Linked DNA regions of Homo sapiens: region 2 is linked to region 1. A link is an interaction called in ENCODE POLR2A ChIA-PET data of the cell type or tissue named here. Cell type or tissue: PC-9. All regions are shown on one strand.

Region 1 (8,000 bases):
TTCCACTACTGGGTGTGTCTCACCTGACTCCACCATTCCCTTATTAGTGGGTCCTTGGTGCTCCTCTGTTTTTCACTACTACAAACAAGGCTACATCCATGAGCTTGCATAGTTATTTGCAAACTTGCATGAGTTTTTCATTAAAACAAACTTCCAGAAGTAGAATTGTGGGTCAAAAGACATGAAAGATTGCAATTTTGGTAGGTTTTTGCAAAAGGTGATACTGATTTATACTTCCACCAAGAGTGGGGGAGGTTACCTGCTTCAGAAGGGTCCTTGCTTCACTGCAGCCCTGCCTGCACTGAGTATTACTGATGGAGATGAATATCAAATCCATGTTGCTGAGGGGCTCAGAATCAGCAAGACCAGCGCCTCCCTAATTATTGGATTTGTTACAGGCGTCCAGTCTCCTGGTCTCCTGAGAGAATTGTGGAAACTGACATAGGATTGACAACTTCTTGTTTTGCTAAGAAAGAATCAAAAATCAAAATAAAACCAAAGCTACTATCTACAAAACACAGTACCTTCTCTCATCTTATAAATAAAAGGACATTTTACTGCATTGAAAAATTGGAAAGGCAAACTCTGAGAATAAAAGAAATCAAATTGTAATACATTTGAACTTTGGTTTATTAGTATTATGTTATTACTATTTCACTGTGAACTTGGGGAAAGAATGCAGCAAGGGGCTTGTGGATGGGTTTGGATGGAAGCCTAGTTACTACCAGTAGGCCTGCGTAGGTGACCCTGTGAGGGATCTAAATGAGAACAAAAGGTAGTTGGAAAAAAAATGAAACTGAACAGGGGAAAGAAATGAAAGTGTTACAATTAGCTAATTGGGCCCAGTTCTTCTGGATATAGCTTTATCTCCCCCACTGTGCGCAGAGCTCTTCTCCACATCAAAGACCACTCGCACGCCTGGAGAATTGGAACCGATGTTTATGGAGTGCTTTGAAGATGTAAAGTACTGTTTAAATGCTAAGTATCATTATTATTACTTTACATTTTAAATACCTTTTTTTTTTGGTGGGGATTTTTAATACGTTTGCAATTTGATTTAATGTGCGAGCAAGCCTGTCTGCTACATCATACTTCAATTCTGGCTTAGGTGAGGCAAGGAACCCAATGTACCTTTGGAATACAGAACCAAGCTCACCACCTTGTCCTTGTAAATTGTGTTTTCCAGGAAGATGAACACTGTCAATCAGATGCTGTCAGTTTATGTAAGAACATGTCTCAAGATCTAATTGAAATACAGTATCTTTCCAGGCAGAGTTGATAGAGTTATCACATTACAGATTTTATTTGACTCTGCATCTCAATTCATTCCTTTGTATAGTTTCCAGATTTCTTCATAAAACAGAAATTAGACACAGTCTTGACATTAGAATTTCACGAAGAAGCAATCAAATCCAAATTACTTCCAAGAAAGAAAGGACTATAAAAGTAACTAAACAAAATGAAAGAAAAAGACATTCTGGAGGGCCCTAGTTCATGAATTAATTTTGTTATTTGGTTCTTGGGACAAATCCAACTTAATTTAAGAGGTTGCCAGACATAAAACACAAGGAAAAACTTTTGCCTCTGTGGCCAGCAGGAGCTTGGAGAGAAACACGGTAAAGTTTGAAAGTTTTGTTTACTTTTCATCTTTGGTTTTGCATAGAACTCAGACAATAAACTGGTCACTATCCCTTCTTCAGCTTATAAAGACTTGACTGGTCAGTATCCCTTTCATGTGTTCACTGTGTGTTAATAGATTTTTTTTCCAGCATTGGTGGGGGATTTTTTAAATTAAAGAATCATCAAACTTAAATGAATTCCTGGACATAAAACTTGGATCCAAAATGGAACATAGTCATTGGACCTTTTCAATTTCCTATGGTAACCAAAGACCAAACTGTGTTTTAAAAACTGTTGTAGTAATGAGATTCACAAGAGGTATCGAGTTACTAAGTGGCTTTTAGCCTCTTTTGAAACTAAAGTAAAGGAAAATCTCATTAATTTGAACTGTGCTAATAATGGCATTTGTTATAATTCAACCTGGCCTGAGCTGCAGTTTACCTTTAGTCTACCTGTGAAGAAAAGTTTACCAGAGTAACTGTGTCAAGAAGATTGTACAGGGCGCATTCCATGTCTTCAAAAGAGTAAATTGCCGTAAGGCTTTTAGCACCTCACTCTTACCCAAATAAATTCCTGCCAAATCCAGATGAGTTTTAAATGTTGATTAGAGCAGAAGAAAAGTACTACTACTTGGAAACCCTTTCTTTGTCAGGGTCTCCTCTGTACTCAAAAGGAATAAAGGTTCATTTTGTTTAAGGATTCTAAACAGTCTCTTTAATACAGAAAGACCTCTTAACCTGCCCTTCACACCAGTTGTTATGAACGCATGAGGCTTCATTGAAGCAGTAGCAAAGATCTGTAATTACAAGCACTAACAAGGGAATGAACTCAAAGGAATGTTTTTTCCCACTTGTATGTGTCAGGCCATGAGCTTAGCACTTTCTGATTTCTTTACATTGTGCCTGGTGCCTGGTTACCAACAGATTCTTAGCAGAGAATCATATTTACTATTAATCTGTATCTTTTTCCAGCTATACCAGAATATTAACATCCATTGGCCTCATTGGCATCAATGGCCAGGTAAAAGATTGTCAAAGGAAAAGGAGGGACCTATGTATAAAGAAATAGATAATAGATGATAGACAGATGGATGGAAGAGTAGATAGATAGTAGGCGAAGAGAGATGGATGGATGATGGAGGTCAGATGAATGGATGAATAAATGATGGAAAATGGATGGATGGGTAGATGGATGGAGGATGGAAGATGGATGATGGAGGGATGGAGGATGAAGGATGAGTGGATGGAGGATGAAGGATGGGTGGGTGGATGGATAATGGATGGATGGATGGATAGATGATGGATGGATGGATGGATGGATGGATGAAAGGATGGATGAATGGATGAATGGGTAGATGAATGATGGATGGATGAATGGATGGATGAATGGGCAGACAGAACTATTCAAAGCAAAGAAACTTTAAACATACTATCCAGGTGTCAGTGAGTAATTTTTCTTTCCATTTCTTCAGTTTTCCATTGAATCAAGGACAGTGGCAGGGCACATTGGATATCTATGAAACAAGAATGGCACAGCCCTTCTGGCTATCGCAGTGGACTCTGTATCTGGAGCTCATCAGATGAGGTCCAAAGTCTGTAAGAAACCAACAGGAGGAGCTGAAGCAGGCTAGATCCCAGTCTGTTAGGGAAGCTGGAGAAAGGGTCAGTGTGGCGGCTGCATGCACCAAGTAAACACAGAGGTTCTGCTAACTTGAAGGATTGGTTTGATACTGTGATGCTTGAGTTTTGTTTTCCTTCCCACAGTATTACTTAATGGATGTAATTTAATGGGTGCCAAAAGTCTCCAAATCTCTCTTCCCTACTAGAAGGAAATGCCTTAAATTCTCACCATTCCATTCACATTTTTTTAATTCAAAAAGCTTTTTGCTTTATTAGATTATAAAAATAACATTAACAAGTAAATAAATAAGATAAAATGAGAGAGCAAAAGGAAAAGAAACGCAAGCTCTCCATTAAATATTCAAACAATATGGAAGAATATTAATGAGCAAGTGAAAATGACCTACAATTCCATCATTCCATGATATGCACTACTAACATGTTGAAAAATATCTAATGAAGCAATAAAAGCAGCATATTTAAAGATCTACCATGCTCCAGGCACTGGATTACAGGGGACAATGTTTGTCCTTTGGGACTTCATAAGCTTCTGAAGGAAACAAATGAGGTATTATAAGTGTGATGAGTGTTTTGCAACTTGTTTTCTGCACTCAACAACGTGTCATAGGCATCTTCGTGTGTGTGTGTGTGTGTATGTGTATGCATATATCAGGGATGAAAATATCACTAAGTATTTATCAACTTTTCACCTATTCTTTCTTCTAAAGAAGATTCTGCCTTTGCCTCCCTAATCCCTAGACCTTTTGTTGGACCCATCAGGGACTGGAGAAGCTAAGAGTGAGTACATTGACTTGCAATTTGCACAAGGAAGGACCTGAAGCCACCTGGGGTAGAACAGAGTAGATCAAAAAGGGAGTAAGGCCAGGCATAATGGCTCATGCCTGTAATCCCAACTCTTTGGGAGGCTGAGGCAGAAGGATCACTTGAGCCCAGGAGTTTGAGCTTGCAGTGAGCTATGATGGTGTCACTGCACTCCAGCCTGGGCAACAGAGCAAGACCGTCATCATTACAAAAATTAAAAAAAAAAAAATTAGGCATGGTGGCACCTGATTGTGGTCCTAGCCTCTCAGGAGGCTGAGGTGTGAGCCCAGGAGTTCCAGGTTGCAGCGAGGTATGATGGCACCACTGTACTCCAGGCTGGGCCATACAACAAGACCCTGTCTCTTACAATTAAAAAAAAAAGTGGGGAGGAGTGGATGAATGAAGAAGGAAAGAGTGCCTGAAGAAAAGAATATAATAGCCCACACTGAAATTGGGAGGAAATGAGGAGAAGCATTTAAGGAAGTAGCTGTTACAATGAGGGAGACTTGAGGATCGTACGGATTGCTCAAAGAGGCTTCAGTTCAGATATCAATTATTTTCCAATGCTGGTGATTCTTTGGTATGTGATTCTTTGGTTGAGACTGGCCACAGTTTGGCTCATTGTAGTCTGATAGCACATAAAACTACCTCATTCTTTTTGATGGCTGTATAGTGTTCCATTGTGTGAGTGTAAACAAACTTTATTTACTCCTTTCCCTTTAGGCTGAGATGTAGGTCATTAGATCTATTTTTGCTATTAAATATAGACACTGTGATGGACATCTTTCCAAATAGGCTTACTTCTAAAAAGTGAAAGATAGGTAGGTGAATGAAGACAGGGAAATAGGAAAGAAAGGAGAAGAAAGAAAGAAAAAAGAAACAGCAAGAGAAAAAGAAAGAAAGGAAAGAAAGAAAGAAAAAGAAAGAAAGAAAGAAAGAAAGAAAGAGGAAGGAAGGAGGGAAGGAAGGAAGAAAAAACTGTGGTTTATCTATACAACACAATACTACTCATTCACAAAAAAGAATGAAATATTGATACACAAAACATGGATGAATCTAAAATTAATTACACGAATGAAAGAAACTTCTGTATGTTTCCATTTCTATAAAATTCTAGAAAGAAAACAGACCAGTAGTTGCCTGGGTACTGGGATGTGGGACAGGAGAGAGGGATGACAAAGGGGCATGAGGCCATTTTTGGGAATGATCCTATATTAATGATCTTGATTGTGGGATAGTTTCACAGGGGTACACATAAGTTAAAATTATTAAACTGTACACTTTAAACATGTGCAGACTATTGCATGTCTGTTATACCTTAATAAAACTAATAAAGTAGATGATGATAGGCAGACAGATGGGAGTGGCCTTTTAAGGTGAACAAGAGAAGAAAGGGGACCCAGCCGAGTGATTTAGGAACAGTTGGCTTGGGGCCTGGGGAGAAAGGCAGAGAGTATACTGTGGATTTCTGTGGGACACCACAGTGCAGAGGGGTGTTTTTAGAGGGCAGCCCTGATAAGATAGCTTCTAGGATTGAGGAGATGGGCAAGGCTAAGACCCAAGTCCCACCTCATACTAATTTCCCAGCTGCAGCATAGATCTGTTTTTGACCCCTCTGCAATACAGAACTTGAAGTGGTTAAAAGGCTGGGGCAGCCCTAGGTTCGTGTACTAGCTCTGATCCTTTTTGTTTGTTTTTTGAGACAGGATGTCACTCTGTCACCCAGGAGGGAGTGTAGTGGCATGATCATGGCTTACTGCAGCCTCAACCTCCTGGACTCAAGCGATCCTCCCACCCCAGCCTCCTGAGTAGCTGGGACCACAGGCATGTGCCATCATGCCCAGCTAATTTTTTATTTTTATTTTTCATAGAGATGGGGTCTCACTATGTTACCCAGGCTGGTCTCAAACTCCTGGGTTCAAGTGATCCTCCCACTTCAGCCTCCCAAACTGTTGGGATTATAGGTGTGAGCCACCGTGCCTGGCCTGACTCTGCTCCTTTTTAACTTTGTGGACTTGGCAGGTGAAGCCCCCTTTCTGAGCCTCAGTTTTCTCATCTGTAAAATGGGGATAGTAAGTAGTACCTACAATAAAGTGTTTGCGAGACATTGTGAAATAAAGGCACAGAGTGCTTAGCAAACTGTGTGACACATAGTGGGCACTGAATAATAGTTTATTTTATTTTTTTATACAGTATTTAAGAGATTAAGAGCTGGGACTCTGGAGTCAGGCCAACCCAAATTCAAATCCCAGATAATCGACTTTGAGCAGGTGACTTAAATTCTCTGAGTTTCATCTCCTCATCTATAACCTGGAGACGATACACATGCATTGGTTAAAAGCCTGGAAGGAAACAGAGGGCACACTCAAACTGAGTAATTTGAGGAGAGTTTAACATAGAGATTATTTGCACAGGTGTGGGCAGAATTTAGGACTATCAACAGGGTAGAGTGTGATACCTGGGTTGGCAAAGGGAGGTGCTGTTACTACCCCTGGGCTTGCAAGGACTAGAAGGGTCAATTGCCAAACCTGAAAAGGCGGAGCTGTATGGAGAAGGTCACCCAACAGGAAATGTGGCATTTGGAAGAGGCACAGCCAGTCCATGGCAACATAGAAAGGAGAAGTGTGGGGGACAAGTGTCCCAAACTCATTGTCTTCCTTCCTCCGATCTCCTGCCAGTGCCTCTTCTCTCCTTAGACAAACCCAACTAGGGGCCAGAGGGCCAGGGAGCCAACGGGAACAGCTCAGCCCCAAAGGTTCAGAGTAGGAGGACAAAAGGATGAGTGAACCTAGAGGGGCGAAAAGATTAAATTCAATAGGTAAAGGTCCAATCTCATGGGATTAATAGCAACTCCTGAGTAATCAATGAGATCAGGTTAATAAAGCATCTAGCACATAGTAAGGCTCCCCTAAGTGGCAGCAGCCCATGGTTACCCTGGAACCAACCCTAGCTAGATTCTCAGGGTTGCTGCCTGGCCAGCCTTGACCCAACCCACAGTGCTGGGAATGGAACAGAGCTGATCTTCTCCTACTTTCTGTGTTTACTTAGAGAAAACTTGGCTGCTTAGAGCCAGAAGAGGTTGACTGTGGTTTTCTGCAACAGCTGGGGGTGAGGGGAGGCAGAGAGAGGGGAGCTGGAACATATTAGGACTCCTGAAAGCCAAGAGACCCCAGAGCCCGGGAATCTGAGAAGAGTCCACACGCAGAACAGCATTTGCTTGCTGTCACTTTGCCAAGAGATTGTGGATTTCAGGGCTGAGTGGCAAGTCCTGGGACCTCATCCCCAGGAGGCAGGGCCACGGGGCTGCACCCAGGGCCGGCTATGTGGAATGTGCTGCTCTTGGAAGCGACTGAGGCTCTCGCTTTTTAAAATTGGCCTGTAAATCTCCGTATAGTTTTCAGGGTTTAGGAATTTTATTTTATCTGGATTAAAGTCATGTTCTGCTTTGGCATCGGAAGGCGTTTATGACTGTTAAAACAAGAAATGAAAAATATAGGCTTGGAATCAGAGAGGCTGCCTCCTGCCAGACTTTTAGGGGTTTGTCTTGGGGGCCAGGCTGAAGGTTTTCTGCCCCTTCTCTGACTGCTCTGGTGTTTCTTGATAAAGTTGGGGCTGCCTGAATCTGAGCAGCAAACGCAATAGCCTGGGAGGGTCTGTTAGGAAGGAAACCTTTTTCTTTGCTTAGGTGAGCTCTACCAGTCTCTGTTTTCCCCCTCTAGGGAAATGTACACTCTCTGGAGCATTGTTTAAAGGGTTTTCTCACATTGCCGGCACCTGGCTGCACTTGGTCTAGGAGGCAGATGGCTTAGGACTTTTGATTCATCAGGGCTTGGGATGACTTTACATTCCCCCAAATTGCCATTTTGGGCAGGATTTACATAACTGAGATTCCAGCTTTCTTTGGCCTAGTTTTGCCATTTTCTCTATTCCGTTTTGCTT
Region 2 (8,000 bases), 110 kb after region 1:
AAAGGAGAGCTCAGTTTACAACCAATAAAAATAACTCAGGGGTGACAAACAGCTCCAGGGCCCCAGGGGACGCTCTTATGCAATCTGCCTTGATTTCACAAGCCCTACATGGAGCTGTCAGCAGAGGCAGACTGAGATGCACGCCCTGGCTGACACCACAGGGCAAGGCCCCTCTGGCTGCAATGACTGGGAACAGTGACTTTGGCTGTGACTGGAGGTGGCTCATTTACAACAGAAGACATGCAAAAATAGCGCAGCTGATGGATTGGTTGGTTGTTGGTTGACTGACTGATTTAAATACATAGTATTTCTTTTTCTTTTTAGGCAAAGTATACTAACAATGGATGATCTCAGTAGAAAATTCAGAGTATGCATAGGCCAAAAGGAAACAAATAAAAACTACCAGCTGGGCGTGATGGTTCACACCTGTGATCCCAGGATTTTGGGAGGCCGAAGCGGGAGGATTGCTTGAGCCCAGATGTTTGAGACCAGATTGGGCAATATAGGGAGACCTCAGCTCTACAAAACACAAAAAAATTAGCTGGGCATGGTGGTGCACACCTATGGTCCTAGCTACTTGAGAGGCTGAGCCTGGAGGATCACTTGAACCTGGTAGGTCAAGGCTGCAGTGAGCTATGATTATGCCACCACACTCCAGCCTGGGCAATAGAGCAAGACCCTGTCTCTAAACACAATAAAATACAAACTACCCATAGTCCAACTACCGAGAGAGCACCACTGTTACTTTCAGCCTTTCAGGCTTTTCTAGAAGCCAAAAGCATATAGTGCCGAGCTTCAGACTCTGATGCCAGACCACCTGAGTTCCACTCCTAGGCTGCTTAACATCTCTTGCACCATCTTCCCATCAGTGAAATGGGAATATCAATCACAGCCTTTATTACTTTGTTGTATGGTTAGGGATTTTCTGTTTTTTACTGTGAAAGAGGTCAAGAGGAAGAGCCTTGTGGTTAAGTCTTTGTGTACATTCTTTTCTTTTTCTTTCTTTCTTCTTTTTTTTTGAAATGGTGTCTCACTCTGTCGCCCAGGCTGACATGCAATGGCGCCATCATGGCTCACTGCAGCCTCAAGCTCCTGGGCTCAAGCAGTCTCCCTACCTCAGCCTCTCATGTAGCTGAGACTACAGGTATGTAGTCTCACACTTGGCTAATTTTTAAAATTTTTGTAGAGATGGGGTCTCACAAGTTTACCTAGGCTGGTCTTGAACTTCTGGCCTCAAGTGATCCTTCTGCCTTGGCCTTCCAAAGTGTTGGGGTTACAGGTGTGAGCCACTGCACCTCGCCTGTGTACATTTGGAATGATATCTTAGGATAAATTATTGGGAGGGCAACTACAGTGTCTAAGAGAGTACCCATTTTGTTTCATCTCCTGCCAAATCAGGAAACTGATTAAAATGAGCTACTTGGTGACTGGTAAATTAAATGAGCTATGCTGTGGCCCATGCCTGTAACCCCAGCACTTTGGGAGGCTGAGGCCAGCGCATCACTTGAGGTCAGGAGTTTGAGACCAGCCTGGCCAACATGGTGAAACCCCATCTCCACTAAAAATACAAAAATTAGCCGGGCATGGTGGTAGGCAACTGTAATCCCAGCTACTCAGGAGGCTGAGGCAGGAGAATCACTTGAACCTGGGAGGTAGAGGTTGCAGTGAGCCAAGATCACACCACTGCACTCCAGCCTGGGCGATTGAGAAAAAAATAAATAAATAAGAGAAGGATCTGGCTTGGAATCCTGGCTTGCCATCCCACTGGCTGTGTGACCTTGAGCAAGTGGCTTCCCATTGCTGGGCCCCAGTGTTCTGGGCTAATATGAAGCCATCTCTTAGGGAAGGTTGTCATCGGGTTAGAAATAATGGGTGAACAGGACAGAGCACGTAATCTGGTGCTCATCGTAAAGATCGTAGTAGTAGTAGCCATTATTATTTATACTAGCCCAGAGGGAGATGGATTTTCACATGCGTAACAGAAAGAGGCAGCGGGAGCAAGCTGTGGTCACAAGGGCATTCTGCAGGAATGTTACAGAGAGAAGAGAGAAGACCTCTGCCAGTGGGGTGGAGGCTGCTGGACTGAATGTTCATGTCACCCCCAAATCCTTATGTTGAAATCTTAACCCTGAATATGATGGTGTGAGGAGCAGGCCTTTGGGATGTAATCAGGTCATTCATGAATGGGGTTAGTGCCCTTATAAAAGGGACCCCAGAGAGTTCTCTCACCCTCTCTCCACCACGCGAGGATACAATGAGAAGTTGGCCGTCTGCATCCTGGAGGAGGGCCCCAACCAGAACCTGGCCATACTGACACTCTGATCTCGAAATTCCAGCCTCCAGAACTGTGAGCAATAAATTTCTGTTGTTGCTAAGCCACCCAGTCTATGGTACTTTGTTACAGCAACGAGGGCTTTCTGTAGTCCTGTTGGAGCTGGACAAACACTGAGGCCTCAGATGCCCAGAATTCATATGCTCCAAGAGGCTTCCTTTTGTTTTTGAGACAGAGTCTCCCTCTGTCACTGAGGCTGGAGTGAAGTGGTGCAATCTCGGCTCACCGCAACCTCTGCCTCTAGTGTTCAAGCAATTCTCCTGCCTCAACCTCCTGAGTAGCTGGGGTTACAGGCGTGTGCCACTACGCCCAGCTAATTTTTGTATTTTTAGTAGAGACAGGGTTTTGCCATATTGGCCAGGCTGGTCTTGAACTCCTGACCTCAGGTGATCTGCCTCGGCCTCCCAAAGTGCTGGGATTACAGGTGTGAGCCACCGCACCCGGTCTCCAGGAGGCTTTCTGTGTGTACACACGCATGTGTGTGCACACATACACACACACACGTTCATTCAGCTCAATGCAACCAGCCACTTTCTGCTGTTTAAGAGAAGACAAGCACTGTGCTAGGTGCTAGGGATACAGACATGAATGAGGCACAATTTTTGTCCTTAAGAAAAGCACAATTTTGTAGGAAACCACAAAAGGAAGCACGATCACATCATGTGTCCTGCGCAGTGGCTAAGATGGACTCCGGTGAGAGGCATTTAACCCATCCATATGCCTCTAAATCGAAATCCCATGCTGTTGCATATCCTTCCTAGATTGATTGAGAGCCAAGTTTCATACACAGGAGGGGATTCTTTATTGGGGGATGTGGTTTTTTTGAGTGACATGTTCTCAGGAGAAAGGAGAGAGGAGGCAGGACAGGGCAGGAGAGTTGCTAAGGATGGCAACTGCTGGAGTCTCAGCCTGGTCCCGCAGGGAGCTCTGGATACACAGTTTGCAGTTCGTTATTAATATTTCCTTCATTGAGGTAAGGGGCGGGCCCTTCACACCCTTGTCAATCAGTCATTGGCTGTGGGCTGCTCTGGGGGTGGGAGCAGAGAAGGTGAGACTGCTCCCACTTGATCGAGGACAGCCCTCTAGGAAAAGGTGCAACTCTGAGCTGTTAGCAGCCAAGACTCATAGTGGCAGGGAGTGAAGGCGCCAGCAGCATCTTTGAACCACTTCTCCTTCTCCATCCCCAACCCTTCACATGGGTAGGCTCCCAGGCCCACAGACACTGCAGATAGAAAAATCAAGTTTGGCCAGGCATGGTAACTCATGCCAGTAATCCCAGCACTTCAGGAGGCTGAGGCAGGAGGATCACTTGAGCCCAGGAGTTTCAGAGCAGCCTGGGCACCAAATCAAGACTGTACAAAAAATTTAAGAAGTTTGCCAGATACACTGGCTTTTTGCCTGTAGTCCCAGCTACTCAGGAGGCTGAGGCAGGAGGATCTCTGGAATCCGGGAATTTGAGGTTGCAGTAAGCTATGATCATGCCACTGCATTCCAGCCTGGGTAACAGAGCAAGAACCTGGCTCTAAATAAATAAATAAATAAATAAAGCCGAGTTTGCAGCTATCACAGACTCTCAGCTGAAAAAACCCTTAAAGATCACCTAATCCATCCCCTAGATTTTGATGATGAGGCCTGAAGAGGCTCAGTCATTTGTCTACAGCTGTTGTGACAAACTCCAAAGCCATAGGGGCCAGGCAGGAAAAACAGATGCTGTCTAAGGTTCTAAGGAGTGGTGAGGACTGTGGCAAACTGGAGACAGGGGTTTCTCTAATGGGTCGCAGCAGCCTGGTTCCTACAGCCACGAGGGAATGAGGGCCCAGAGTGATTGGCGCCTCTGAATTTCCCCAGAGAAGCTGGAAGTCGTGTGTGTGTGTGTGTGTGTGTGTGTGTGTGTTCTGTGTGAAATCTTTCTGTTTTGAAATGTTGGCAACTCTTGGAAATTCTTGAGAACACTGTATGGGCCAAGGAAAATATGTCAGTGGATGAGACTTGGCCCCAGGGTCACCAGTGTGCAGTGTCTGGTCTATGGCCTGAGGCACGTGGGAAGTGCAGCAAGGATTCCTGGATTAAGGGGCTTTCTATCATGCCAGTAACAGGACGAGAGAAGAAACAGACCAGATGCGGGAGGAGAGAAGGAAGAGGGCTCCAGAGGAAGGAAATGGGAACAGAAACAGAAACCTGGGGCTTGCGGGTGCAGGGGGACACTCATCTCCAGGGTCTCCAGGGTAAGCTGGAAGGGGAAGCCCGGGGCTTACTGGTATTGTTTTGTTTCGTTTTGTTTAAATGAGGATGAAATTCACATAACATTAACTGTTTTGTTGTTGTTGTTGTTGTTGTTTTGAGATGGAGTCTCTCTCTGTTGCCCAGGCTGGAGTGCAGTGGTGCAATCTTGGCTCACTACAACTTCTGCCTCCTGGGTTCAAGCGATTCTCCTGCCTCAGCTTTCTGAGTAGCTGGGATTACAGGCGCCCACCACCATGCCCGGCTAATTTTTGTATTTTTGTTAGAGACAGGGTTTCACCATGTTGGCCAGGGTGGTCTCGAACTCCTGACCTCAGACGATCTGCCTGCCTTGGCCTCCCAAAGTGCTGGGATTACAGGCATGAGCCACTGTGCCTGGCCTAACAATAACTATTTTAAAGCATACAATTCAATGGCATTAAGTATATCCACAATATTGTACAACCATCAGCTCTATCTAGGCTCCAAAACTCTTTTTTTTTTTTTTTTTTTTTTTTTGAGATAGGGTCTCACTCTGTCTCCCAGGCTGGAGTGCAGCGGCACAATCTTGGCTCACTGAAGCCTCAGTCTCCCCAGGCTCAAGTGATTCTCCCACCTCACGCCCCTCAAGTAGCTGGGAACATAAGTGCACGCCACTATGCCTGGCTAATTTTATTTTATTTTTGTATTTTTTGTAGAGACAGTGTTTTGCTATGTTGGCCAGGCTGGTCTTGCACTCCTGAGCTCAAGCGATCCACCCGCCTCAGCCTCCCAAAGTGCTGGAGATATAGGCATGAGACACTGTGCCTGGCCCCAAAACTTTTTATCGACTCAAATGGAAACCCCATACCTGTTAGCAAGCACTTCCCATTCCCTCCTTCCCAGCCCATGGCAACCATGAATCTGCTTTCTGTCTCCCTGGATGTACTCATTCTGGACAGTTCATATAAATGGAATTACAGACTATCTGGCCTTTTGCGCCTGGCTTCTTCCACTTAGCTAATTTTTTTTTTTTTTTTTTTTTTTTTTTTGGCAGAGTATCACTCCATCACCCAGACTGGAGTGCAGTGGCTCAATCCTTGATCTTGGCTCACTGCAACCTCTACCTCCCAAGCTCAAGTGATTCCCATACCTCAGCCTCCCGAGTAGTTGGGATTACAGGGATCTGTCACCCTGCCCAGCTACCTTTTGTATTTTTAGCAGACATGGGGTTTCGCCATGTTGGCCAGGCTGGTCTTGAACTTCTGACCTGAAGCGATCCTCCTGCCTCAGCCTCCCAAAGTGCTGGGATTACAGGCCGTGAGCCACCGCACCCGGCCGGCCTGTTTTGGGGTTCATCCACACTGTAGGATGCATCAATACTTCATCCATTGATGGTTATTCGGGTTGTCCTGCAGTTGTGGATAGACCCAGGGCTCACTTTTCAAAGGGAGGTAATCCACCCTAGCGTTTAGGAACATAGGGGCCACGGACCCATGAGGTACAGCAGACACAATGCCTAGGGCCCATGAAAATGTCTTCATTTCTCTCTCTCTTTTTTTTTGAGACAGAGTCTTGCTCTGTTACCCAGACTGGAGTGCAGTAGTGCGATCTTGGCTCACTGCAACCTCTGCCTCACGGGTTCAAGTGATTCTTCTGCCTCAGACTCTCGAGTAGCTGGGATTATAGGCATGCACCACCAGGCCTGGCTAATTTTTGGATTTTTAGTAGAGACGGGGTTTCGCCATGTTGGCCAGGCTGGTCTTGAACTACTGACCTCAAGTGATCCACTGGTCTTGGCCTCCCAAAGTGCTGGGATTACAGGCGTGAGCCACTGTGCCCGGCCCAGTGCGGTTTCCATTTCTCTTAAAATCAGAAGGGAAAAGTCCCTAACTTTCAGGATTGAATAAAATGTCTTAATTTTTAATTCTGCCTGGATTATATTTCTCTTTATATTAAGGCAGCATAAAATACAATTATGCTTGAAAGGGCCCACAAAGGCAGGAGTGCCTAGGACCCACAAAGACTGGCCCTGTGGGGACACAGAAAATTGAGGACTCGGGAGTTGGGAAAACTTCTTAGTAGCTTTGTGACTGTTCACCCCAGGGCTGGTCCTTGTCTTGTTGAATGTCGCATCCCTCACTGCCAGAACAGTGCTTGGCCCATCGTAGGGGCTCAATAATTTTTTTTTTTTTTTGAGACGGAGTTTCGCTCTTGTTGCCCAGGCTGGAGTGCAATGGCGCAATCTCGGATCCCCACAAACTCCGCCTCTCGGATTCAAACGATTCTCCTGCCTCAGCCTCCCGAGTAGCTGGGATTACAGGCATGTGCCACCACGCCCGGCTAATTTTGTATTTTTAGTAGAGAGGGGGTTTCTCCATATTGTTCAGGCTGGTCTCGAACTCACGACCTCGGGTGATCCACCCGCCTTGGCCTCCCAAAGTGCTGGGATTACAGGCATGAGCCACCGTGCCCAGCCAATAAATATTTTTTAAGTTAATTAATCTGAGATGAGTCACTGCACTCATCTCCCAGGCTGGAGCACAATGGCGCGATCTTGGCTCACTGGAACCTCCACCTCCTGGGTTCAAGCAATTCTCCTGTCTCAGCCTCCCAAGTAGCTGAGACTACAGGCACGTGCCACCATGCCCGGCTAATTTTTGTATTTTTAGTAGAGATGGGGTTTCACCATATTGGCCAGGCTGGTCTCAAACTACTGACCTCATGATCTGCCTGCCTTGGCCTCCCAAAGTGCTGGGATTACAGGCGTGAGCCACTGCACCCAGCCAGTGTCACTGCACTTTTCTATGCCTCGGTTTCCTCACCTGAGATGAGGAAAGCTAATGTTATCTCTCAGGGGAGTTGGGAGGATGAGGAAGCTTGCAGCACGTGGAAGCTTTCTTCCCTGGTTTTTTAATGGCAGGGTGGGTAGCAAATTTACTAGAAGCAAATTTCCATCAATACTGAGGAGCAAGGCAAAAAACAAGAAACAAAACTGGCCGGGCGCGGTGGCTCATGCCTGTAATCCCAGCACTCTGGGAGGCCGAGGCGGGCGGATCTCAAGGTCAGGAGATCGAGATCATCCTGGCGAACACGGTGAAACCCCGTCTCTACTAAAAATACAAAAAATTAGCCGGGCGTGGTGGCGGGCGCCTGTAGTCCCAGCTACTCGGGAGGCTGAGGCAGGAGAATGGTGTGAACCCGGGAGGCAGAGCTTGCAGTCAGCCGAGATCGCGCCACTGCACTCCAGCCTGGGGGACAGAGAGAGACTCCATCTCAAAAAAAAAGAAAAAAAAGAAACAAAACTAAGGAGCAGCTGGGCACGGTGGCTCACGCCTGTAATCCCAGCACTTTGGGAGGCTGAGGTGGGTGGATCACTTGAGGTCAGACGTTCAAGACTAGCCTGGCCAACATGGCGAAACCCCATCTCTCTACTAAAAATACAAAACTTAGCCGGGCGTGGTGGTGT

Evidence for each region. ChIA-PET counts read pairs that join two places held together with the same protein. Peaks named below come from ENCODE experiments on the same cell type or tissue, not always from the same donor. Only the 100,000 strongest peaks of a DNase experiment are listed, where the experiment ranks them.
Region 2: POLR2A ChIA-PET joins it to region 1 with 12 read pairs; 3 of 35 experiments call an interaction of 5 or more read pairs at or near these places.

The regions. Positions count from the first base shown.
Region 1 is chr12:116,292,669-116,300,668 of GRCh38, forward strand. No RefSeq gene overlaps it. Among named protein-coding and RNA genes, the nearest start is that of MED13L, 19 kb to the left of the region's middle. In PC-9, a CTCF peak has its summit at 6,501; DNase peaks (open chromatin) are centred at 3,366 and 6,593.
Region 2 is chr12:116,406,655-116,414,654 of GRCh38, forward strand. No RefSeq gene overlaps it. Among named protein-coding and RNA genes, the nearest start is that of MIR4472-2, 18 kb to the right of the region's middle. In PC-9, a CTCF peak has its summit at 101; a DNase peak (open chromatin) is centred at 77; H3K27ac peaks cover 501 bases.